Linked DNA regions of Homo sapiens: region 1 is linked to region 2. The links are chromatin loops, found by intact Hi-C in ENCODE. Cell type or tissue: lower leg skin. All regions are shown on one strand. Each heading gives the region's core, and the rest is flanking DNA. Links, peaks and the distances in the headings are about the cores only. Region 1 has its middle 54 kb from the start of LRRC30. Region 2 holds the start of LINC00668 (long intergenic non-protein coding RNA 668).

What was found. Hi-C counts contacts between places; a loop is a spot of excess contacts. Peaks named below come from ENCODE experiments on the same cell type or tissue, not always from the same donor. Only the 100,000 strongest peaks of a DNase experiment are listed, where the experiment ranks them.
Region 1: a loop joins it to region 2, with 10 times the contacts of the local background. A loop is called at or near these places in 71 of 110 quality-filtered maps.

What each region holds. Positions count from the first base shown.
Region 1 is chr18:7,171,878-7,182,318 of GRCh38, forward strand. No RefSeq gene overlaps it. Among named protein-coding and RNA genes, the nearest start is that of LRRC30, 54 kb to the right of the region's middle. In lower leg skin, for the core only: a CTCF peak has its summit at 5,466; no DNase peak of the experiment used is centred there.
Region 2 is chr18:6,921,548-6,931,988 of GRCh38, forward strand. LINC00668 (long intergenic non-protein coding RNA 668) reads right to left here and starts at 8,322. Exons shown (of 7, transcript NR_034100.1): 1 at 8,236-8,322; 2 at 7,304-7,421; 3 at 6,573-6,672; 4 at 5,110-6,037; 5 at 4,893-5,011; 6 at 4,525-4,678; 7 at 3,927-4,171. It also overlaps the pseudogene SCML2P1. In lower leg skin, for the core only: no CTCF peak of the experiment used is centred there; no DNase peak of the experiment used is centred there.

The sequences.
Region 1 (10,441 bases), core at 1,607-9,606, 250 kb after region 2:
CACGTTAGCCAGGATGGTCTCGATCTCTTGATCTCGTGATCCGCCCGCCCTGGCCTCCCAAAGTGCTGGGATTACAGGCATGAGCCACCGCGCCCGGCCTAGTCACTGCATTCCTTGTCTTTTCCCGATGGTGCTATATTTGGCCTGTTTATCTAGACTCACCCAAAATAAGAAAAGTCCCGGATCAATTGAACATTAGGGAGGAGGCCAAAACCCCTCTCCTATGGAAAGTTCCTTGAAGCAGTGGGAGCCTCCAAGTTCACTGCCAGGCAAACTGTCACAGACACCAAGGAACAGAGAGGCTCACAGGTTAAAGTACAGTATTTGAAACACACTGCTTATTAAATGAATTGGAAATACGGGACAAAAAGCAAGGAGAAAGAGACAGGATAGGTAACAACCCTGGAGACACAGGGCTACCAGGGCGGAAGAGCCACAATCCTCAGCCTTGTCCTCTCCCCTCACTCCCAGCCCCCACTGCCGGCCTTCTCCTTGTTGCTGTGCTTTTGGGAACCAAAGTACAGGATGATCAAGTGCCTATGGCAAACGCTTCTTGAGCAGAGGGGCCACGGAGGCAGAATGCGTCTCCCCACTAGATGCAGACTTCAGCCTCATTAATACCGGGTACCTGCCGGATATATGAGCTTCCCGAATCTCAGCTCTGAAATAAAACATGACTTGTAAAAGAGGAGGCCAGCCTGTGAGCTGTAGTTTGCTGATAAGATCTTTAGAAAGACTGCATGAAGATATTATCCAGCTTGATTACAAAGTTTTTTGGTGGCCCCTTAAGTTTTGTGCCAAGTGGAGCTCCTCAGCGCCTCACTAACCTGGCCCTGAGGGGTGGAGCCACGACTGGGACGCAGACAGCCTGGCCCGCTAGTCCAACAGACCCCAAAGCCCCCGACAAAGTAGTTCCTGTGGTTTACTTGGGAGACCTTGGGAGGTGAGTCAAGCATTCCTTCATCTGCCTGTGCCGGCCAACGTGAATACACCTCTATACACAGCAGGCACTGTGTCATCGTTAAGATGTGCAAACAGATGGCGCAGCATTAGGTACCTTACCTCCGTCTGCACAGCTAGCTAGCCTGGGTCTGACCCTAGGACTCTGTTGCCAAAGCCAAACTATGGTAAACATATGTGGTGTCTTCAGCTGAAACTAGACAAACATAGGCCTAGAATAACGGTTTTACCCTGAAAAGAAACCAAACATACACAGAAAGGGTAAATAGAGGCACAGGCAGGGAGGGGAGAAACAGAAGAGGCGTGGGAGGGGAGCAACTGGCAGAGGAATGGAGACGGGGTGGGGAAGGGGAGGTAAGAGAGATGGGGGAGTGAATGGGAGGCCCCTTAGGGATGCCGTTCATAGCAGAGGGCTCCAGAATTGAGCGTTGTGATTTTGCATGCGCTCTCCATGACAGCCCTGTGAAGCACACGGAAGAGACTGCAGGCGGGCAGCGGTGAGGCTGGACGTGCGGCAACCTGCTTGCCCAAGGATATGCCCGGAGGTGAGCCAGGGTCTCTCAGGCCACGCCTGCGGCACATCTGATTTCTCCATGAATGCTGAAGTCCTTTGAGGGCTGAGAATAGATTCTGATAAGATTAACAGCAAGAACTTGCTATCTTCCGGGCCTTGAGGTGAGGCAACTATCCCCAAATCTCACACGCCATAAGCGACAGAGCCCTGGAGAGCCCAGGCAGACCAGCTCTGCTTGGCCACGCTGCCTCATCTGCCTCTGGACCACGGCTTTCTTGTACCAGATTGAGAACCGGGACTGTCTACACCACACAGCTCACTGTCTACAGGAACGTGACTTCACTGGCGTGTTTGTCCTCGTCAACATGAGTTTACTATTCCAGAAAACTCTTGCCACAGAGCTGTAGATAACTTTATCTTTTCAGCGTCTTCTGGAAAGACCCATCAGCTTTTCAATACAAAACATCAAACCCTCTCAAGTCTCTTTTAACCCTGCCTCAGAATCACCGGTTTGCTGTGTCATCCCGCAATCCTCACCTATTACAACATGGTCCTCACCCAAGCCTAATCAAGGCCCCATTCAATGGGAAAACCCACCTGGAATCAGACTTCAGCATCTCAATAAAAATGCCAGCTTTGTCCTCCTGCCTCTGCCTCTTCTTCCTTAGAGTCAGAATCTACAGGGCTTTGTGTGCTTATCAACAGATTGTTTCGGTGACACCTTGGGGAGTTAGCATTTGATAACACAGAAAGAAAAGAGAAAAGGGAGATTAAAAAAAAAGTGGGGGGCCAGGCACAGTGGCTCACGCCTGTAATCCTAGCACTTTGGGAGGCCGAGGCGGGTGGATTGCCTGAGGTCAGGAGTTCCAGACCAGTGCAGCCTACATGGTGAAACCCCGTCTCTACTAAAAATACAAAAAAATTAGCCAGGTGTGGTGGCGTGCACCTGTAGTCCCAGCTACTCGGGAGGCTGAGGCAGGGGAATTGCTTGAACCAGGGAGGTGGAGGTTGCAGTGAGCCGAGATCACGCCACTGCAATCCAGCCTGGGAGACAGAGTGAGACTGTGTCAAAAAAAAAAGAAAAAAAAAAAAAGAAGAAGAAGAAGGACCGTGGGGACATTTCACAAGGGACAAGTGATTATGCCATCTCCCAGCAGTGAAATTCCACCATTTGGGCATGGTGCCCAGATGACACCTGGGACTTTTTTGCAGTTTAGCAGAAGTGGCGGCTGGCCCTGGAATCCAGGGCTGCATGTGCCACCCTTGGGCTCCTTGCATGGGAAGTTGCCGATTCCGAGGAAAGCTACAGTTTCCCTCCTGTGCCCCGAAGGGAATGTTGCATCTGCTGCAATTTGCCTTTGACAGGAAAACACTCCCTCCTTCAGCACCCCACACCCACACCCTCTCCCTTGTCTTCCAACGGTGCCTGGACAAGGAAGCCTGGGCTCTGCAGCTGGGACTTGTGCTGCTCTCGGTGTCCTTGGCTTCTAAGCCACAGTGACTGTCACCCTGGTCATTGATCACTGCTGCCATCTGCTGCCACCACCCTCTTAGGTCAGCTGGCCCAGTGTCTCCCTGCTGGCCTGGCCCCACCTCCCTCTCCAAAGAGCAGAAGCCAACTGTGACTCCATGCGCTCCCCAGCCGGGGCAGTTGCTCTGCTGTGTCGGCCTACGGGGCCCAGGTTTTTCCCTCATAGCAACCACTGTCCCCCTCAGCTCATCCTCCCGCATGTGAATGGCCTTCTGGACCCTCCATGTGGCCCACGCCAGGATTAGGGACCCGCCGGGCATCCCAGGAGCTGAGGGAGAAGTGGGCAGCTGAAGATGTGTCCTTCCATGCCCAGCGATGCTACGGATTGCACACTAACAGGAACCTCATGTTGGATCAAGAATGCTAAGAGGTTTTCTCCCCAGAATCCCAATGGGAAGCAGGACAAGGGAGCTTCTGCCCTCAGCGCCCATCAGCCTGTTCATAGTCAGGCCACAACCCGGTGGCCAGGAGGGACAGTCAGGCCTGTCTCAGTCTGCTGCAGGTGTCATAGCAAAGAATCATGGGCTAGGAGGCTGAAGCGACAGAAACTTATTTCCTCTCAGTTCTGGAGGCTAAAGTCCAAGACCAAGGTGTTGGCAGGGTTGGGTTCTGGTGAGGTCTCTCCTTGGCTTGGATGGCTGTCTTCTCCCTGTGTCCTCAATGGTCTTCCCTCTGTGTGGGTCTCTATGTCCAAATTTCCTCTTCTTATGACATCAGTCAGATTGGATCAGGGCCCACCCTAATGACTTCATTTTACCTCGATCCCCTCTTGAAAGAGCCCTCTGCAAACACAGCCATATTCTGAGGCACTGGGGTTTGGACTGCAGCAGATGAGTTGGGGAACACGGTTCAGCCCTTAACAGACCTCTTCTCTACCGTCTCCCCCGTGCTCCAGCCTGTTCCCTGCACGAGCCAGTAGCTCCCATTGTCCCTCCTTTCTCTTTCTAGATGGAAGTTTTCTTAACATTTCTCTTTTTCTTTTTTCTTTTCTTTGAGCTAACATCTCATTCCGTCACCCAGGCTGGAGTGCAATGGTGCCATCATGGCTCACTGCAGCCTCAACCTCCCAGGCTCAAGCAATCCTCCCGCCTCAGCCTCCCGAGTAGCTGGGACTACAGGCTTGTGCCAGGTTCCTTTTTGTACTTTTGGTAGAGAAGGGGTTTCACCATGTTGCCCAGGCTGGTCTCAAATGCCTAGGCTCAAGCCATCCGCCTGCCTTGGTCTTCCAAAATGCTGGGATTACAGGTGTGAACCACCATGCCCGGCCACATTTCTCTTTCTTTCTTTTTCTTTCTTTTTTTTTTTTTTTTTGAGACAGAGTTTTGCTCTTGTTGCCCAGGCTGGAGTGCAATGGCGTGATCTCGGCTCACCGCAATCTCCACCTCCTGGGTTCAAGCGATTCTCCTGCCTCAGCCTCCCCAATAGCTGGGATTACAGGTATGTGCCACCACACCCAGCTAATTTTGTATTTTTAGTAGAGACTGGGTTTCTCCATGTTGGTCAGGCTGGTCTTGAATTCCCAACCTCAGGTGATCCGCCTGCCTCAGCATCCCAAAGTGCTGGAATTACAGGCGTGAGCCACCGCGCCCGGCCCACATTTCTCGTTCTGATCTACCTTCCCCACTTCCAAAATGGTCTAGTGACTGCTATGGGACGTGACTTCCAGCGGAAAGAAGTGAGAAATCCATTAGTTAAACGTTTTCGACAAATCATCCTCCTTACCTTCAAGTGAGACTGAGGATACCCACAGATAGGCCTGGAAACTGAGTTGAGGAAAAAGGAGGTTGATAAAAAATGGAGCGTGCAGGAGCAAACACGGGGACCCCGAGAGCAGATGTGCTCCAAGAAGATTCTAGAATTGGGGGAAGACATCCAAATGCTGCTGAGATTCTGCAGTTACAAAACGGGTTTATCTAGCCAACAAAAATTCATCTGTCAGTATTCATATAACCTTCCTTACACCCCCTGGCTGGTGAGGGCTGGGTATAACCAGGATTTTTTGAATTGGATTGAAAAAGAGAAAAAAGTAAAAAGTAGGCCTTGTTGATTGACAACATTTTCATGGCCGTTTATTCTTTAATAAGCAGTTTTGGGGCCATTCATCATGTAACTCTTAACCTACTCTCCCTTTCAACTTTAATGAAATGTGTTCCTTGTATGGAATTTTCATAATTTTACTTTCTCTGTTAGAGAAGTTGTTAGGATTTGATGATGAGCTGTAAGCCAGCTGAATATTCTTCAGAAGTTTTCAAGGTATCTGATTGAGTTTATCAGCTTTTTTTTCCTAGCTGCTTTGCTGTCTCTCTGAATAAGCGCTTACAGAGTTCTTTCATAATTGTGCCAAGTATGAAATGATAATGAACCACTCCTAATCAGAAAGTAGCTTCACAGACCAGGCAGAGGCCAGCACTGGTTTACTGAGTAATGAAGGACCAACAGCTCCCCTTAGCGACATAATGGGGGTAGTACCTGCTCACACTAGCTAACAGGAACCCTGTGAAGGGAGCACAAATTCAGATTTAAACCTCATTTTATTGCAGATTTTTACAGGCAGAATAAAAAACTGTAGGTGAAAATATTAATTATCAATTAGGAAGAAGTTACATAACATATTGGTTATTCTTTTTGTAACTGAAAGACTTTATACTATCATGCATACATTTAAATAATGAAATCTGAATAAACACAGATAAAAGTGAATCTAATTATCTTAAAACACTCACTCAACATCAAAATATAATCTCCAGGGTTTATTAAAAGAATAGCTTATTTTGCTAGACTACTGGTAAGAACAAAATATTATTGTGTCCGGAATTGGTGGGTTCTTGATCTCACTGACTTCAAGAATGAAGCTGCGGACCCTCGCGGTGAGTGTTACAGCTCTTAAGGTGGCGCGTCTGGAGTTTGTTCCTTCTGATGTTCGGAGTTTCTTCCTTCTGGTGGGTTTGTGGTCTCGCTGGCTCAGGAGTGAAGCTGCAGACCTTGGTAGTGAGTGTTACAGCTCTTAAGGCGGCGCATCTGGAGTTGTTCGTTCTTCCCGGTGGGCTCTGGGCTCGTGGTCTCGCTGGCTTCAGGAGTGAAGCTGCAGACCTTTGTGGTGAGTGTTACAGCTCATAAAGGCAGTGTGGACCCAAAGAGTGAGCAGTAGCAAGATTTATTGCAAAGAGTGAAAGAACAAAGCTTCCACAGTGTGGAAGAGGACCCGAGTGGGTTGCCACTGTTGGCTCGGGCAGCCTGCTTTTATTCTCTTATCTGGCCCCACCCACATCCTGCTGATTGGTAGAGCCCAGTGGTCTGTTTTGACAGGGTGCTGATTGGTGCATTTACAATCCCTGAGCTAGATACAAAGGTTCTCCACCTCCCCATCAGATTAGTTAGATACAGAGTATCCACACGAAGGTTCTCCAAGGCCCCACCAGAGCAGCTAGATACAGAGTGTCAATTGGTGCACTCACAAACCTTGAGCTAAACACAGGGTGCTGATTGGTGTGTTTACAAACCTTGAGCTAGATACAGAGTGCCGATTGGTGTATTTACAATCCCTGAGCTAGACATAAAGGTTCTCCAAGGGCCCACCAGAGCAGCTAGATACAGAGTGTCGATTGGTGCACTCACAAACCCTGAGCTAGACATGGGGTGCTGATTGGTGTGTTTACAATCCCTGAGCTAGACATAAAGACTCTCCACGTCCCCACCAGACTCAGGAGCCCAGCTGACTTCAACCAGTGGATCCCCCACCGGGGCCACAGGTGGAGCTGCCTGCCAGTCCTGTGCCATGCACTCGCACTCCTCAGCCCTTGGGCAGTCGATGGGACTGGGCACCGTGGAGCAGGGGGAGGCGCTCGTCGGGGAGGCTCGGGCCGCACAGGAGCCCATGGAGTGGGTGGGAGGCTCAGGCATGGCGGGCTGCAGGTCCGAGCCCTGCCCCGCGGGAAGGCAGCTAAGGCCCAGTGAGAAATCAAGCGCAGTGCCAGTGGGCCGGCACTGCTGGGGGACCCAGTGCACCCTCCGCAGCCACTGGCCCGGGTGCTAAGTCCCTCATTGCCCGGGGCCAGCAGGGCCGGCTGGCTGCTCCGAGTGTGGGGCCCGCCAAGCCCACGCCCACCCGGAACTCCAGCTGGCCCGCGAGCGCCGCACGCCGCCCTGGTTCCCCCTCGCGCCTTTCCCGCCACACCTCCCTGCAAGCTGAGGGAGCCGGCTCTGGCCTTGGCCAGCCCAGAAAGGGGCTCCCACAGTGCAACGGTGGGCTGAAGGGTTCCTCAAGTGCCGCCAAAGTGGGAGCCCAGGCAGAGGAGGTGCCGAGAGCAAGCGAAGGCTCTGAGGACTGCCAGCACTCTGTCACCTCTCATTATAACTTAATTTTCATGAGAAATTAATAAATATGGCTCAATAACTGCCATTAATACGTTTGGGGAAAATGATGAAATGCCAAGAAAAGAAAAACGTATCCAATTTTTCTTTTCAAAACTTTCTCTGAGTCTGAACCAGGCTTAGAAGACATTTGTGACATCAATTACTGCCTTTCCTAGTTGCCTCACTCATCTAAATGGAAAATTATTCTGCATAATTCTGAGTTAATATGAGACAAGAGAAAAAATATACCCAGAAGACTTTGAAAGTTAAACTGAAAGAGACCCAAAGGCCAAATTACTCAGAGACACAAGTTGTATGGAGAAATCAAGTCAATAAAGATTTGATGGCCTGGCACAGTGGCTCACGCCTTTAGTCTTAGCACTTCAGGAGGCTGAGGTGGGCGGATCACAAGGTCAAGAGATCGAGACCATCCTGGCCAACATGGTGAAACCCTGTCTCTACTAAAAATGCAAAAATTAGCTGGGCGTGGTGGCGCATGCCTGTGGTCCCAGCTACTCGAGAGGCTGAGGCAGGAGAATCACTTTAACCCGGGAGGCAGAGGTTGCAGTGAGCTGAGATCGCACCACTGTATTCCAGCCTGGTGACAGAGTGAGACTTTGTCTAAAAAAAAAGATTGTGGAGAAGGTTTGACAGAGGAGAAATCACGTCTTCAGACTCTACCAGTACTGAATATGAACGTGTGCTAATGTTATTCATCCACAGTCTAACTGCATTCACTTACCATATTAGATGCAAGCTACCACCAAAGCAAACTGAGAAATGTAAGCCATCGAGAGTTGGTTAACATTCAATATTAACCTACCATTTTTCGCATCCGACAAAATGATCAAAGAGAAGATCAAGCATTGAACCAGAAACTGAAACATTCACAGTTGTTTGAATTTGCAGGCAGAAATACAAATCCAATAATTCAGGGTTAGCTACAGAGTTTCTGATACAAACATGTAGAAAATGAGTTTCAAGGCAATTAGTTTTCATTAGCAGAATCTGATGGATGAAAAACAAATTAAGTCTTAACGTGTGTAATTTCTGGAATAGGATCCAAATTTGGAGTCCTGGCTACCTCCAGCAGTGATTATTTGGGACTGTCTATCCTGCCCAAGCCTTTTAAATGCACCTGTGCTGGCCACAGAAATATGTGGCCATGTGAGACACTCGCCATCTCCGGCTGGAGAGTTAATTAATCCCATCTCCCACTTAACCCTCTGTGCCTCATGGAAGACCTTAGTTCCTTTATTCTGTTCTTTTTCCCTCCCTACATATGTTTTTAAAAACTTACCTGTGATGGGCCGGGCACGGTGGCTCACACCTGTAATCCCAGCAATTTGGGAGGCTGAGGCAGGCGGATTATGAGGCCAGGAGATCAAGACCATCCTGGCTAACATGGTGAAACCCTGTTTCTACTAAAAATTCAAAAAAATCAGCCAGGCATGGTGGCAGGCGCCTCTAGTCCCAGGTACTTGGGAGGCTGAGGCAGGAGAATGGCATGAACCTGGGAGGAGGAGCTTGCAGTGAGCCGAGATAGCGCCACTGCACTCCAGCCTGGGCGACAGAGTGAGACTCCATCTCAAAAAAAACAAAAACAAAAACAAACAAAAAAACAGAAACTCACTCAAAACCGCAGAACTACATGGAAACTGAACAACCTGCTCCTGAATGACTACTGGGTAAATAACGAAATGAAGGCAGAAATAAAGATGTTCTTTGAAACCAATGAGAACAAAGACACAACATACCAGTATCTCTGGGACACATTTAAAGCAGTGTGTAGAGGGAAATTTATAGCACTAAATGCCCACAAGAAAAAGCAAGAAAGATCTAAAACCGACACCCTAACATCACAACTAAAAGTGCTAGAGAAGCAAGAGCAAACAAATTCAAAAGCTAGCAGAAGGCAAGAAATAACTTAAGATCAGAGCAGAACTGAAGGAGATAGAGACACAAAAAAAAACCCTTCAAAAAATCAATGAATCCAGGAGCTGGTTTTTTGAAAAGATCAACAAAATAGATGACCGCTAGCAAGACTAATAAAGAAGAAAAGAGAGAAGAATCAAATAGATGCAATAAAAAATGACAAAGGGGATATCACCACCAATCCCACAGAAATACAAACTACCATCAGAGCATACTATAAACACCTCTATGCAAATAAACTAGAAAATCAGAAGACATGGATAAATTCCTGGACACATACACCTCCCTAAGACTAAACCAGGAAGAAGTTGAATCTCCGAATAGACCAATAACAGGCTCTGAAATTGAGGCAATACTTAATAGCCTACCAACCAAAAAAAGTCCAGAACCAGATGGATTCACAGTCGAATTCTACCAGAGGTATAAACAGGAGCTAGTACCATTCCTTCTGAAACCACTCCAATCAATAGAAAAAGAGAGAATCCTCCCTAACTCATTTTATGAGGCCAGCATCATCCTGATACCAAAGCCTGGCAGAGACACAACAAAAAGAGATAATTTTAGACCAATATCCCTGATGAACATCAATGCAAAAATCCTCAATAAAATACTGGCAAACCGAATCCAGCAGCACATCAAAAAGCTCATCCACCACGATCAAGTCGGCTTCTTCCCTGGGTTGCAAGGGTGGTTCAACAAACGCAAATCAATAAATATAATCTGTCGCATAAACAGAACCAACGATAAAAACCACATGATTATCTCAGTAGTTGTAGAAAAGGCATTTGACAAAATTCAACAGCACTTCATGCTAAAAATTCTCAATAAACTAGGTATTGATGGAGCATATCTCAAAATAATAAGAGCTATTTATGACAGACCCACAGCCAGTATCATACTGAATGGGCAAAAACTGGAAGCATTCCCTTTGAAAACCGGCGCAAGACAGGGATGCCCTCTCTCACCATTCCTACTCCACATACTGTTGGAAGTTCTGGCCAGGGCAATCAGGCAAGAGAAAAAAATAAAGGGTATTCAATTAGGAAAAGAGGAAGTCAAATTGTCCCTGTTTGCAGGTGACATGATTGTATATTTAGAAAACCCCATCGTCTCAGACCAAAACCTCCTTAAGCTGATAAGCAACTTCA
Region 2 (10,441 bases), core at 1,248-9,247:
TGTCATCCTATGGTAATATTTCCTGCCCTGTTACTGGTATTTTTTCTGTTCCATAGCTAAGAAAGCTGTCATTCCTAGTTAATTGATGGCTTCAAGGGCATATTTAGGAGGTTATCTATTCCTACCTTCTTGACTAGGAAATGCCTGCTGTCCCCTTCTGGCCATCCTGGAAGGTTCTGGCCCTGAGCTGGGTTGCAATCTCTTCCACTAGATCAACTTGGAACCCTGCTGGCATTATCTCAGTTCCAAAGACATCTACAAAATGTTGTTTGACAGCAAAGCACACAGCAGATGGAAAAGAATCAGGAGCTCCAGGGAAGCTGGAGGCTCTATTAGACACATTTCTCTCTTCTTCCCAGCAGTAAATTACACCTTCTCTGACCAGAAAGAAGTTGGAAAGGGATACATGGGAGGGGACACCTTTGAAAAATTTATCTGAATTTTGCCAACTAACAATCACTTGCATAGTCTTCCAGGCAATGACATCTTATTTATGACCTTTTATGTTATATAACACATACAGCTCATTTTCGGTAGTTGCTCTGCATTTGCATAACATTTCTATCACTGCATAGCAGTGAGCTTTGCTATAGTCCTGAGCTCCATTTCCTTAGACATTGGAAACAGGCTTCTCTACCACACAGTTCTGTGTCACTACAATAGGACCACAAAAACCTTAGCCATAGAAGGAAATCATTGATAAATTGGATCCATACAATTTAATATTTTTGCTCAGTCAATAAACTGTTAAAGGAAAGCTATAGATTAGGTGAAGAATGTGTGTGTTTGTGTGTGTGTGTGTGTATAATTCACAGAATATGTAAAGAACTCTAACAAATCACTGATTTTAAAAAGATAATTTTTTAATGGACAAAAGACTTGAACACTTCACAAAAGTATAGAAATAGACAACATGCATAAAAAGATACTCAACATCATCAGTCATCAGAGAAATGCAAATTAAACCACCAGGTGATAGCACTATGCAACCACAAGAATACTCAACATTGGCTGGGCACGGTGGCTCATGCCTGTAATCCCAGCACTTTGGGAGGCTGAGGCAGGTGCATCACAAGGTCAGGAGATCAAGACCATCTTGGCTAACATGGTGAAACCTCGTCTCTACTAAAAACACAAAAAATTAGCTGGGCGTGGTGGTGGGTGCCTGTAGTCCCAGCTACTTGGGAGGCCGAGGCAGGAGAATCACTTCAATCCGGGAGGCAGAGGTTGCAGTGAGCCGAGATTGCACCACTGCACTCCAGCCTGGGTGACAGAGCGAGACTCGGTCTCCAGAAAAAAAAAAAAAAAAAAAAAAACCATGCTCAACATTAAAAAGAGACATAATACCAAGTGTTGGCAAGGAATACAACAACTGGCGTTCTCATACATTGCTGTTGGGAGTATAAAGTAGCAGAACTACTTTGGAAAACTGGCAATATAGTATAAACATAACCATGTACCTACCCTATAACCTAGAAATCAACTCCTAAGATATTACCCAAGAGAAATTAAAACACATCCACACAAATACTTGTGCAAGAATGTCCACTGAAGTTTTATTCATAACACACAAAACTTGGAAAAGGGTTAAATACACTTGGTTAATTCATATAACGGAGTACTACTCAACAATAAAATAAAATGAATTTAGAGCACATGCAACAATATGAATTTCAAAAACATGTTGCATGCAAAAAGTCAAACATGAGTCCATACTGACAAAGGTTTTCTTTGACCTAACTCCAGTGAGGCCCTCTAAGCCCTCAAAGCTTAAACTTTAGACTGTCCTTGGTTCATTTAGGTGAGTTACAATCTTGTTGGGTCAGTTTATCGAAAATCCCCCACCATTGTTATCTGATCAAATTCCACACCCCCCACTCTTCATATCTTCCCATACTGGCCTGCCTTGAGCAAAGATCCTGTTGAGCTCCTCTAACAAAAACCTCCCTAGCTTTGATGTTTCCTCTTAGTAACTTTCCATCCACTGAGCCCCACCCTGCTCCTTGGCTAGAAACCCCCAGTTGTCCTTGTTGTGTTCAGAGTGGAGCCAAACCTTTCTTCCCTACTGCAAAACCCCATTATGGAGGTCCCCCATGTTAAAATCTGCCTTATCATCTTTAATGAGTGTCATGAATAATTTTTCTTTAACAATGCATGATTCCACTTACATGAAATTCAACAGCAGGAAAAACTAATCTATGGAGATATACATTAGAAAAGTGGGTCGCTTGGAGCAGGGGCCGACTGGAAATGGGCATGGGGTAATTCCCCTGGGCTCTCCATGATCAGGCCCAACCTACTTTGTCCTTTTTCCTCTCCCATTGCTGCACAGCAGGGTCCCTCTGCTTCAGTCAAGAGGTTAGATCTGCCATGCCTTCACCACCCACCCATCCCCACAGTCTCATCCCCACAGTGACAGCACTTTGTGAACTGGGCTGCTCTACCACAAAGGCTGCCAGCACACATTCTGCAGAGCCTGGTTACAGATGGCATCTTAACAGATGCCCATATCATTCACTCCATCCCACTGTACAAGTTAGCCCTTCATTTTGTAGTGTTTTAAGGTTAAAAACACATATGCCTCTTGATCCTTGCAATTTTAATAAAGCACTCTCTCCATTTTCACCTCAACATCCAGTCCAGGTGAAAGGTAACAATTGATAAATATCTGTTGATGAATGTTCAACATTTAATCATGTATCACTCCTAAATAGCATGAATCATGTTAAGACAGCTGCATGGACAGACCAAATGGGAAAGGAATGCCTTATTGTAGAAGGCCTATTTGTTGGACCCTATTCTCCAGGTCCAAGAAGTCTTTGTCTTTGACACAAAATGAAGTTACTCCTGGCCCACTTGTGGTACTTCTATGGACTTATTCAAGGGGTTGACAAACTTTAGAAAGGCCTAAAGAAATTGTAATTGAATACAACTTCCTTCTTTCATTGTTCTGCTCCTTCTGAAATGTAGGGGACTGCCACTCACTAGCATCCTTTGTCCGGAACACATTCCCACTCCGGGAACTTAAGAGGAAACAGCCGGCCTGCATGCAATGTCAGGGTAAATTGAGAACATCACTGTCTTAGTCCATATGTGTTGCTCTAAAGGAATACCTGAGGCTGGGTAATTTATAAAAATAGGTTTATTTGACTCGTGGTTCTGCTGGCAACAGCATCTACTTCTGGTGAGGGCTTCCAGGAGTTTCCACTCATGGCAGAAGGGGAGCCAGTGTGTGCAGACATTACATGATGAGACAGGAAGCAAGAGAGACAGAGGGGAGATGCCAGGCTCTCTTTAATAACCAGCTCTGGAGGGAACTGATTATGTGAGAACTCACTCATTGCCATGAGAACAGCACCAAGCCGTTCATGAGTGATCCACCCCCATGACCCAAACACCTTCCACCAGGCCCCACCTCCAACACTGGGGACTAAATTTCAACATGAGGTTTGGAGGGTCAAATATTCAAACTATAGCATCAGCCAAAATTATAGCTGCAGGGAAATTAGAAGAAAAACTGGCAAGATGAAGAAAGATTTAGTGGAATATAACACATTAGAGAATAAAAAGGGGAGTCTATAGGGTGCAATTATAGTTGATTGTATGTTTTTGCATAATTGGTTTGTTCAATTAACTGTTATGGGAATTTTACTGAGGATTTTAACATCTGAATACAATAGTTGAAAGTGTTCTCTAAGTGTCTAACAATTTCCTTACCTTGTTTGGGAGTCAGGATTATAACAGCCTTGATAAATGTGTAGGGAAGCTTTCTTCTTGCCTTTCGGGAAAAAGCGCATTAAGTATTTGAGGGGTTGAAGGGAGGGGCTCCAAAGGGCATGGGGAAATTTTCAGGGGTAATGGGTATATTCCTTATCTTCAGTGTGCTGATGGTTGCAGGGGTATATACAAATGCCCAAACGCATAAATTGTACACTTTAAATATTCAAGTTTATTGTATGTCAATTATACTTCAATAAAGCTTTTTTTTTTTTTAAACCCTCACAATTTAGTTCTGGGCTCTGTGCTTGGGCTCTTGAAATTCGGTGGCAGTGGCCTGAATCCCCATGCCCACTGTGACAGAGCAGGAGCACCATCCTCTCGGACAAACACCGCCACTTTAAGTGCCAGCTCCCTTTCCAGCCTCATGCATTTCAAGAAAATCACTTCTCTTCTAACAACAAGCAGACAGAAAGAGCAGACAGTAAAACATAGATGAGACAGCTCAGGCACAGAGGGAGGTGGGGGGAAAGTCTCTTGGGTAATTGCCAAACTTCACCCTCATACATTGGGCCCCAGTATAACAGTGGGCCTTAATAAGCACATTCTTTCCCTTCAGGTGCACTAAGATAGGGAAGCTAAAAGCAGACCTGGGGGTATGCCTGCAGCTGCAGGAAGATGTATGGAAACAGACACACAACTCCCTCCCAGATAAGCACACCTAAAGAGACACAGAAGCAGTCCAAGCCTCTGATAAACTCTCCCACCCTGAATCCTTAAAAACTCTTAGTCTGTAAGAGAGCATGCCTCTGATCTAACTCAGCCAGAAGCCACTCTTGGGTTTGTTTTCTTTAAAATAAACCTGTCCTCGACCATCAAGCCATTGTGTTTCTTTCCTCTTTCTTTAATTCTTACACACTGGAGCCTAGGGAAAGGATCATTCTCTGCCCACTTCCATTACCTGAGAAAAGAACGCCAGAAAAAGAAGCCATGGGGAAAACATTAAGATTTGTAGCCAGGCATGGCAGCTGATGCCTGTAATGCCAGCACTTAGGGGGGTTGAGGTAGAGGATTGTTTGAGGCCAGGAGTTTGAGACCAGCCTGGGCAACATAGTGAGACCCTGTCTCTACAAAAAAAGTTTTTAAATAAATTATCTGGGCCTGGGGGCAAGTACCTGTAGTCCCAGCTGCTTAGGAGGCGGAGACGGGAAGATCCCTCGAGCTCAGTACAGCTCAGGCTGTAGTGAGCTATGATGGCACCACTGCATTCCAGACTGGGTGACAGAGCAAGACCCTGTCTCAAAAAAAAAAAAAAAAAGATTTGTAGACTTTTGTAGACTGTCAAGAGGGACATCAAAAATGTCTCCTGTGAGGCCGGGCATGGTAGCTTACATCTGTAATCCCAAGCACTTTGAGAAGCCACCGCGGGAGGATTACTTGAGCCCAGGAGTTCGAGATCAGCCTAGGCAAGATAGACTTTGTCTCTACAAATAAAAATAATTAGCCAGGCATGGTGGTGCAGGCCTGTGGCCCCAGCTCCTCAGGGGACTGAGGCAGGAGGATTGCTTGAGCAGTCCTCAGGCAGTGGAGGCACCAGTGACCTGTGGTAACAACACTGCACTCCAGCCTGGGCGACAGAGTGAGACCCTGTCTCAAAAGAAAATAAATAAAACAGAATGTCTCCTGTGTAAAATGACAACTTCCAGTAGAACAATTATAGGAAAGATACAGGATCTTTCTGTTCTTTCCACAGTATCTCAGATTTCAGACCGCCCAAGATTCCTCTAGCTAATGACTTCACAGTTGGTAACAGCGAGTTAACTTCACAATGTTTCTTCAGCATCTATTATGACAGTTCTTGGAACTATACGTGCCAGATTACAGTTCACACCTGGTGGTAGTGACAATGGAAATGCCTTTAGGAGGCTTGCAGATCCCTTGGACCCAGAAAATACAACTTTTTGAGACATATGGGAGAAAAAAGAGGTTTTTACATCAGCTTTCCCTGGGGTTCCACGAACACTAAATGAATCTGAAGACACACCTTCAACATTCTTTAAGAAGGAACCATGGAAGCCAACCTTGTATTGTTTAAAGAGAGAATGAAACTTGAAGCAACAGACAGGAAGAACCCTTATCTGATCTGCTCCGCAACTATTGGAAACATTGAAGGAGACAGTTTACACTACAGTGGATGGGAGTGGTGGCTTAGGCCTATAATGCTAGTGCTTTGGAAGGCAGAGTGGGGAGAATTGCTTGAGGGAGAGTTCAAGGTTGCAGGGAGCTGTGATCCAGCCTCAGCAACAGAGTGAGATCCTGTCTGTAAAAAAAGAAAAGAAAAAAAAGTTTACATTACATTTGGAGACTAGAGAGGAGCTTTTGAATATTGCTATGATTCTTCAGATAGTCTCCTAATTGGGTAGGTTGTATCGCTTGACAAATGTCTTACAACCATCAGAAAATAATGCTCCCATTACAATAAGTAGAGCGAAAGCACAATCTTCTCCTTCCCGTGTGGCTCAGCATTCAATGCAGGCGAGAAAACTCGCCCAGTAACTTGGGTCAAGAAATCAGGTTGGGATAAACCACCTGCATAACTTTCCTCCCCACGAAGGAAAGGTTTCTTAAAAATGATTCCCTGACAAAGGTCAGCATTCGTAATTAAAAGAGGCCCAAAATGAGAGAAAAAGGAAAAATTGTCTTCCTGTTTTGTGTTCTCCTCCATCTCTACTTATGTAGTTGCTAGAAAGAGACCTTGGCCTTCCACTAGATCAGGGATGACGTTGCCGAGACCATGACTGCAGCAATGTCTGCAGTCTGTTTCTTTGCAGACAAACAGGGGACTCCATACTCACCTGCTTCAGAAGAGAGCCCAGCAGCTGCCCACCTCCCGCTGGCCCCGTGGGTATGCAGCTCGGTGGACCATGCAGACCTATGTGGATTGTGCCTTCCGAGCTGTGATAGAAGAGTTAAAAATAAATTATTTAGGCAGACAGAATAAGGAAGTCCTTGGTAAGGTTTTCCTTTTAATGAAAAGCATTAAAAGGAATGCCCCAAATCATTTTCTTTTCTAACAAAGAACAACCTGTAAAATCAAGCTGCAGGCACAGACAAGCAAGCTGGAAGCTTGCATAGGCTAATACTGGTGGTTGTGCCAACAGAGAAAGGTTACCTGGGAATAGACACGTTCAAAACGGTGGCTCCATCTTCTCCTGTCTTTGCCACCCGCGTGTATAGTAAGGAGCAGACAAGATGGTACTGGCCAAGTAGAAAGCCCATTTGTTTAATAAGATTAGGGTGGGACGACCAGCCTTCCCCGAGCGCTATGTAAACGTCACACCTGATCAGACCAATCTGTGGGCCCTGTGTAAATCAGACGCCGCCTCCTCAAGCCTGCCTATCAAGTCTGCTGTGGTCCACCTCAGGCCGGCTTTTTCCCTTTTGGATGCCTCTCTCTAGAAAGAGAGAGAAAGCTGCTCTCCTCTCTCCTTTCTTCAGCCTATTAAAATTTCCGCTCCTCAACCCACTCACATGTGTCCATGTCTTTAATCTTCTTGGTGCAAGATGGTGAACCCCAGGTATTTACCTCAGACAGTGATGCTGCTTCAGCTGGACGGCTCTTGAATGCCTCCATAGAGGAGACGTGGTCGCTGCCTCCTCTGGTGGGGAAAAACATTCTACCTCCCTTCGGTGGTTAACACCTCCTCAAAATAAAAATGGTAAAAGCCAATCAGCAGAGGCAGACATACTGATGCTCTCAGAACCCTCCATCATATGCCACTCCTCTCTCACCTAAGGATCCCACAGAGGTATATGTACCACAGGCAGAAATATTGTCTTATGACGACAGACATGCCAGAAGAGCAGAGGCTTTCAGAAAGCCACCAATTCAGCAAACTAACTCTCCGAGCATGGACTGGGGAAATTCCTCAGCTCTCTTAACTATAGGAATTATTTTCAGCCTGTGTCAGCTATGCTGAGCTCATCCCCAGTTCTGAATAAACTATCACTGATTTCTACCAAGGACAATTATAAGAAGTCAGTAAAATCCACATGCAGAGGAGATGGACACCCAACTCAACAAGTGAATGTGACTACCCAGAGGGAGAGCCCTGTAGAGTCCCCGCCCAGCGTGCCCACCCAGGGTTTCCACCCAGTGTCCCCGCCCAGGTCCTCAACCAGGTCCCCGCCCAGCGTCCCCGCCCAGCCTCCCGGGGTCTACACCAGGCCACCTGCGCTCGCTGGTTGACAGCACAGCCCCTTCCGGCTAGCTTGACGGCCTCCGCCCGATCCACCCTGCGTGAATACAATTATTTCCCTCTGCCTTCCACTCGGAGAGAGCGGCCAGGATGCCAACTGGCTTCACTGGAAACACCCCGGCCCCCCAGCCCTCCTGGGGCATCTCTAGGTGACACCCCACAAGGCCTGAGGCCTCTACGCCTTCTCTCCCATCCGCAGTGACCCTGCCTCGCACCTGCCACGTGGGTCCAGCCACACTGTCCCGGCAGACGCTCTCACCTTAGCCTCGGGCTGGACTTACTGCTTCCAAAAGCGCTGGGCACAGCCTTATATGACTGACCCCGCCCCCGAGTCCCAGGCCGCCCCATGCAACCGCCCAACCGCCCAACCGCCACTCCAAAGGTCACCAACCACTGCTCCAGGCCACGGGCTGCCTCTCCCCACGGCTCTAGGGCCCTTCCCCTCCACCGCAGGCTGACCCCGCCCACCTCACCAACAGACACGCCAACTGCGTCTGGCCCCGCCCCCGCCGTTCTCTCTTCCGGCTCCACGGCCCCACCCCTTCGCAGCGGGTCTACTCTGCCCGCCCCAAGAACCACCACTTCCACAGCCAGGCACCCCAGCTCGGGCTGAGGTCTTCTTTGGCTCCTGGCAGCTGTTACCCCTGCAGCCATGTGTACCAGATGTCTGCTGTGTTTTGTCCCCCACATATAGTTTTGATACATTTTTAAAACTTAATCTATATCTCACTTACTCCACTCCCTGTGAGGGTGGGCAAATGCCTGTTCAGCTTAGGATCGGATCCTTAGCACCTGATACAGGGGCTGGTGCTCTATACCCACACCTGCTCTGCCGGCTGCACAGGATCATCATGGCAAAATGAGATGGTCTATGTAAGAGCACTTGTGAAAATTCTAGAACTCTTTCTATACCCCTGAAACTCCAGAAACGTAAAGAATTATTTTCATTATTATTGCTTTTCAGTACATTGATCTGGGCCCCACATTTCCAGCTTATGGTTTGGTTACAGCTCTGCATGACCCAAATGGAAAGATAAAAATGCTCTCCTTTGCTCATCTCCGTTTTAAACATGATTTCTTCTTAAAGGTGCTTAAAGGAATTTCATATGCAGTCAGTCCTTTTATCATCTATCTCTAATGTTTTACCTGGATTTTTTATTGGCTGTCATACAGTAATGACAAGAAAATCCATTTGTGGATTGGAATCTTTAGGTATGAAATGTGCCATGCTTGCCTGGTTGAAACAATGTAGGACCGTCAAGCGAGGGCTGGAGGTTTGTTTGCACTGGTGTGGAAGAGGAAGAGGAGAAAGAAAAAAGGAAAACATAGGGTCACTTTAGGCCAACTGCTCAGAAGATGAGAGAAACTGGACCCAGTGGCACTTAGGCTGAGACCTGGCTGGGTAAAAACAGGTGGCAATGTTTTTCTAACAAAAACATCAGGACTCGTAAATAAGTACAAAGAAACTTTTGTGGGTAGTGGTACTAAATATTTCCAATTGGAATTGCTGAATAAGATGCAATATTTATGGTTGCTATAGTATAGGAATGATGACTGATTATGTGTTTTGGATGTTTGTCCTTTCCAAATCTCAAGCTGAAATGCGATTCCCAGTGTTGGAGGTGGGGCCTGGTGGGAGGTGATGGGATCATGGGGGTGGATCCCTCATGAATGGTTTCTCACCCCCCCCTTGGTGATGAGTTCTCGCTCAGTTCATTCTTGGTTGAGATCTGGTTGTTTGAAAGAGTTGGACATCCGCCTTCTCTATCTCTCTTTCTCCCATTCTCTCCACGTGATGTGCCTGCCCCCCGCACCGCCACAACTTCACCTTCCACCACCATTGTAAGCTTCTTGAGGCCCTCACCAGAAGCCAAGCAGTTGTTGGTGCCATGCTTGTACAACTTGCAGAACCGTGTGCCAATTCAACTTTTTTTCTTTATAAATTACCCAGGCTCAAGTATTCCTTTATAGCAATGCAAGAACAGCCTAATAAAAGTAGAGTCAGCCTGAAGAGATAGTGTTTCACATCCCTCGATGTCTGTCATCTCTTCATCTCTGGAAATCTACAAATCTCACCCTCCTCTTCTCTCTTTCCATCTCTTCTCTCTTTCTGAATAGCTTCAATAAGGCCCTAAAGAAGTGGGGAAGTTGAACATTTTACATTTCTCTTAAAGTGTCAGTGGCTGTGCACCACAGAGTATTTTCCCCTTTGATTGTAATCTACCACCCTGCATTTTTTCTAACAAATGTCAACACCTGGGGCTGTTTCCTAAGACCAAAGCATGGGTATCCTCTGTGTCTAACTTAGTGGCTCACGGAATTTGTCTCATCTTTTCCTTAAATCTTACAATGATTAATGAAGTAGGACTTGGTATAACATTGTATTAGCAGCCAAAAAGCACACTAGCTCCAAAATACCCAAGTTAGAATAATTTTCATGAATGAATAAATTTTCATTCTCAGGC